2 separate regions of the Homo sapiens genome follow, and region 2 is linked to region 1. A link is a contact called in ENCODE Hi-C or POLR2A ChIA-PET data. All regions are on one chromosome and are shown on one strand. Each heading gives the region's core, a stretch centred on a gene start or an enhancer-like site at or near the end of the contact. The rest is flanking DNA. Distances are from core to core; before and after follow the strand shown.

Evidence for each region. Hi-C counts contacts between places; a loop is a spot of excess contacts on that map. ChIA-PET counts read pairs that join two places held with the same protein, here RNA polymerase II (POLR2A). Pooled maps may share reads with other maps.
Region 2: a pooled map shows a loop between it and region 1 (5-fold over the local background). The contact joins two enhancer-like sites. A Hi-C loop is called at or near these places in 2 of 168 maps with a recorded cell type or tissue (PC-9 and endothelial cell of umbilical vein) and 3 of 50 pooled maps. POLR2A ChIA-PET finds 5 or more read pairs at or near these places in 5 of 52 experiments (GM12878, MCF 10A, OCI-LY7 and 2 more).

Annotation. Positions count from the first base shown.
Region 1 is chr1:67,748,511-67,751,210 of GRCh38, forward strand. The region is part of intron 2 of GNG12 (G protein subunit gamma 12); the gene reads right to left. Among named protein-coding and RNA genes, the nearest start is that of GADD45A, 65 kb to the left of the region's middle. Within about 2 kb of position 1,386, at least 24 of the 41 ENCODE cell types and tissues checked have a DNase peak (open chromatin) inside an H3K27ac peak, as active enhancers do; they include PC-9 and endothelial cell of umbilical vein, where a contact is called at or near this core.
Region 2 is chr1:67,790,561-67,793,260 of GRCh38, forward strand. All of the region lies in intron 1 of GNG12 (G protein subunit gamma 12), which reads right to left. Among named protein-coding and RNA genes, the nearest start is that of GNG12-AS1, 40 kb to the right of the region's middle. Within about 2 kb of position 1,296, at least 9 of the 41 ENCODE cell types and tissues checked have a DNase peak (open chromatin) inside an H3K27ac peak, as active enhancers do; they include PC-9 and endothelial cell of umbilical vein, where a contact is called at or near this core.

The DNA.
Region 1 (2,700 bases), core at 136-2,635:
CGTGCTTGGGGGGATAAGAAGAGAGGGTGGAGGAAGAAGTGCAGCGTCTTTTGGGATGGCAGCTGTTTTATTCGCACCCTCTAAGAGTTCCTGAAATAATTAACATGCACTGCCATTCTTGTTTTTCCAGTGGTGATTTCATCTAGTCCCTACAGAAACTGAGAATTAAATGTCATGGTTTTGTGTTTTGGAAAGCAAAACTCTCCCCCAAACAAGGGAGTTCTGAATACTGCTGAGAGCATGTGAGATCTGAAAAGTCTGCAGAGTGCTAATCATTAACATGCTACTTTTGGAGGCAGGACTGCCCCTTTCTTTGCTATCACATTTCCTTCTATTTGATCCTGCCCTGTACTGGTTTACTTTCTGTTTCTCCCACTCATTACCACGCATTCTTCCATAACACATGTGAAGTCCAGAATAGCCTCTCCCTTTCGGTTGGCCAACTCAACACTTCCCTTACAAACTCTCCTTAAAAAAAAAAAAATCATCTCTGACTTATTTTCCAAGGACTTTCCCTCTTCCCACTCCCCTGGAGGGGAGGAGGTGGGGAACAACCAAACCCTCCATTTCTTCCTGAATAATGCAGGAGAATAAAGCAGAAGGTCTACAGACATTACTTATAGTAACCGCAAATAAAAAGGTGTCTAAGAAGAATAGTCTGCTAACTTAGTTTGGAGGGAGACAGATTTGGGTTCGCATCCTGCCTTTGTCATTTGCTCGTAGTGAGACTATGGATAGGTCGCTTAACCTTTCCCTAAACCTCTGTTTTTTTCACCTGCAAAATGGAACTTTACATTAGGGTAAAATTATTATTTTAAGATAACAGTATTAGGAGTTTTAATAATAAAAAAGCCCTTCCAAGGCTGTAAAGGGAATTAAATGAGACAAAGCATATGGAGTGCCTGGAACACAGTAAGCACTCAATAAATGTTTGCTGCTACTGATGATGATGTAAATCTTTTGAGGAGGAATGTCATCCTTTCCCCCACTGCATATATAGTAACACGGATTCAGTGCTTCTCAAAGCTAAAATACAGTACCAGGAGGAAGGGTCTGGGTACAACTGTTTGCTGATTGCTGCCCCCAGGAAGCACGTCTCAGAGGCAGCCTGCACGACAGAGCAAAGGGCTTATTTTAGGAGCCTCCAATCAGGACAGACTGGTTGATCTGGATGCCTCACCTGGCAAGGCAGCCTCAGCCACACGCCCATCTCCACAGGCTATCGGCATTCCCAGTGGGATGCACCACAGCCCCAGACTGAGAATTTTTATCCACAACTTGTTCCCCTCTCCTGATCTCCCTTCTCCCTTTTGGAGACCTCAAGGCTGGAGAGAAATGAAAAGCAACAGCTCTGCCTGACAAATAAGGTAAGGACTCTGCCTCTCAGGTGCTGAGTCACTGGTTAGGAACTGTCCCATCTACAGACTCTCCCAGAAATTTACACAAAAACACAAAGTTGGGCTCCAAACCTTGGGCACTCTCAGAAAGGCTATGATTCACCAGGGTGTGCTTCAGAACTGAAACTCTGGGTACAGAAGGTACCCACTGCCCAGCCTGCCAACAACCTATCTTCCTTTAAACAACAAAAACGGAGCAGAAAGAGGAAAAAAGCCTGAACCTTTCCTAATAAGGTAATACCACATGCCATTTGTAGTTTTGAATTGCTTGGCACGCCAGGATCATATGACATTCACCGCAGCTACTGCTTCATGCTTGTGTGAGGCTCTCCAGGAAAAATGAGAGAGTCTTTGGTGTGCCTCTGGGGGATTACAAACGAACAGGGAACATGTTCTCCCAGTGGAACCTCACATTTTCCTGATTAACCACACTTGCCTCACATCCCTCTTTCACACTGCTGCCTGCAGGCCTCTTGCTTTGTGGGCTCAGGCATTGTAAAAGTTCTCAGGTTGCTTTGTATGCAGGTTTTCTCTCTCCAACGAGGTGCACGCTTTTTGAGGGCAGAAACACTCCTTTATTTCTTTTGTTTCACCCTGCTATGCTCATCACAGCGTAATTCACCCAGCAGTTACTCAATAAATGCTTGATGACAGACTAGTGCTGAGAATTTTACAGATCAGTAGGTGATCATTTTATATCATTAGCCCCTAACTTACAAATCGGCAGGGTTTCAAAAGTTGGTTTCAAAGAAGGTATTTATGTAGCATATTTTCCCATAGAAACAGTGTTATAACTGGGGCTTAGGTTTCCAGGCCCTCTTATTTCTCAGAATATCCTATATCTACTTACATGCAGTCTTATTGAGCTCTCTCATTTGCCTCAGACTCACATTAGACTGCCAGTATATGTGCAGGATAAACTCTAGTTCTTTCAGTTACAGCAATGCTGACTTGCACAAATTTCCTTTCCCACTTATTAGTCGTATTTTCATATTTTATGACACTATATGTAGCAGCAGGTAATAAATTACTCATCATATACTTTAAAAATAACACTAACAGGTAAGGAGTTATTTTTGCTCCTCATTAAAAAAGATGCATGAACTTTTGTTTTTCCTTTTACATTAAAATATTTTTCACCAGTTTTTAACCTCAGTTATTATTTGGGCCACTCCAGACTTTCCCAACCATTTACACACATTCACCCCCTCACCCACCCACCCACGCATCCACTCATAGTCTACCAGGACTGCCCATTTACATGGATACACATACAGACACACACACACACACACACACACAC
Region 2 (2,700 bases), core at 46-2,545, 42 kb after region 1:
CGACAACTTGATCGTAAGGTCCCCTGACTGCATAGGCCATAGTTTATTCCTTTTTTTTTTTTTTTTTGAGATGGAATCTCGCTCTGTTGCTCAGGCTGGAATGCAGTGGCACTATCTCGGCTCTCTGTAACCTCTGCCTCCCGGGTTCAAGCAATTCTCCTGCCTCAGCCTCCTGAGTAGCTGGGATTACAGGCGTGTGCCGCCACCACCACGTCTGGCTAATTTTTGTATTTTTAGTAGAGACAAGGTTTCACCATGTTTGTCAGGCTGATCTCCAACTCCTGACCTCGTGATCTACCCGCCTTGGCCTCTCAAAGTGCTGGGATTACAGGTGTGAGGCACCATGCCCAGCCCATACTTTATTCCTATATGTATTTGTTTTCCTTCCCACAAGGATTATTTCTTTACTTGAAGCGCCCTAGATTTTTCATAAATGAAAAACACACTCTGGATGTACTTATTTATATCTAATTTTCTAAAACTGAAATGTTCATAGTGGCTCAGGGGAAGGGTAACACAAGAGTTAATTCTGAAATTCAGTTCTATTTATCTTATTTGTCAAAGCCAGCTTTTACTCCTGTGAACATGTATCTCCTAATTCCAGGAACAATTGTGGATATGATGATGTAAATACAGTTTTTCTTAATCTTTTAAAATTCACACTCATTTCTGATAACCTTATGTTCCCTAATCAGATTCTGATATACCCATCCTTAGGTGTCTTAGCAAACTGTGATATGTATTTTCAGTCTCCTTTGCTGAATTCTCTCCTCTTCCTCAAATCTGATGACTCTCAAATCTCTATCTCCAGTCTCAGCTTGCTCTTTGAACGTCAGACTTACTTGTCTGACTGATTTCTTAACATCTCCCCTAGGATGCTTAGTAAGGCATCACAAACAATTGTGCCTTGGCCACAATCATCTCCCACACTGCTCTCCCTTCTTGGGGCTCCCAGGGGACATCAATGGTACCAGTAGGACTCCATCATTCATGCCCTTGTTCAAGTCAAAATCTTCATTCATTTTTGGCTCCTTTCTCACCAACTGCATATCCCATCAATCAGCAAATCCTGTCAGCCCTACCTTCAAAATACCTCCAGAATCCAATCATGCGTTGGCATCTCCTCTGCTCCCATCTGGGCAAACTAGCAGCATCTCTCGCCTGGATGACTTAAAGAGTTCCCTCTGCTGATCTGGGCTTCACACTTGCTTCCCTCCTCAACCCCCCATCTAGTTTCCATCAGTCATTATTCCCTAGCTCAAAACTCTCCAACAGATTCTCAGCATACTTAACACACTTACTCACGTCCACTCCTTGGCCCATCAGCAGCTATGAGAACTGGCCTTGGCTCACTCTATCCAGCCACACTAACCCCTCTTCTCCTTAAATCTGCCAAGCAATGCTCTGTCTTGGGGCCTTGACACAGGTTCTTCCTTCTGCTTAAACTTCTCACAGACACTGCAGGCCTGCACATCTCACTGCCTCACTTCTTTCAGGTCTCTGGGTCAAGCGTTATCTCCTCAGAAAGGCCCTACTCTCTCTTCCCAGACTCTGCTTTGCTTTTCTTCTTGGTACGTACCCCTTCCCCCTTCCTGGCACTCTATTTTCTATCTATTGAATTATTCCCTCTCCTTCACTGGAATGTCAATGCCGTAAGAAAAGGATGTTGTTTGTTTACCGTTGCACTCCCAGTGCCTGAGGCAATGCCTGACACAGGCTAGGCATTCAAGAAAAAATACACATTTTTTGGTTACTGAATGAATGCATATTCTCAACTGGCCAGAAATATTTTATTGAACTTGATTTTTCTGATGTTCGTATTATAAAAATAAACATTTCCTCTTTCCCCAAGTGAATCATAAGATAAGGCATGATTTTTAAACTACGTATGCCTTACCCCCTAGATTCTGGTATCTGCCCATTGGGGTGTTTTGATATATAAAACCTCATGGCTACATTCTGAATTTTTACTAAGCATCTGGCATGTTCTGTAGTCTTTTGCCTCTAACTAAAGCCTCAAGGCTTTATTACCTTTAAAAAATGCTTGCAGAATTAAGCTAATAAAGACATTGTCTGCCTTATTTGTGGTAGTGGCAGTTTTTCTCCCCTCCAGTTGTATCTGAATAAGGCTGGCTCAGATTTCAATGCCAAGTAGTTTGCCACACAACTTTTGTTGTATGGTTCCATGCAGTTTGGGCCTAGCAGCCACAGAAAACACTGTGGAATATTAAGACAACTCCTTGGAAGAGACTAGAAGGGAGTTCAGGCCCCTTCTGCCAGGAGTCTCCAATATATTTGGGTTTTCTGGCTGCCTGGCCAGTATTGGTGCTTTTCAGAAGAGCAGTGTTTCCTTCATGAATGAAACCCATTTATCATGACACACTCAGTGGACAGAGTTAGCTCCCAGGGGACAGTCGTTCTCCCAGCCTCTGACATTTTCCCAGTGTGACAGTGAATACCACCCCACAGAGACCAATGTCACTCTGTGAATTCCACCTTGGACTCTTAGCAAACCTCAGCTTCAGAGAGTTCAGTCAACTGGAAATTGTCTCCTGTGTCTTTTCTCCTTTTCTTGAAGCATAATCTTTCTGGATCTTTTATATATAAGACTTTGGAATCATTGTGTAAAAATAGGATATTCTTAATCCTGACTCATTTGAGAAATAAGTCAGACTCAGCTTAGTTCAAAGATCTGGTCAA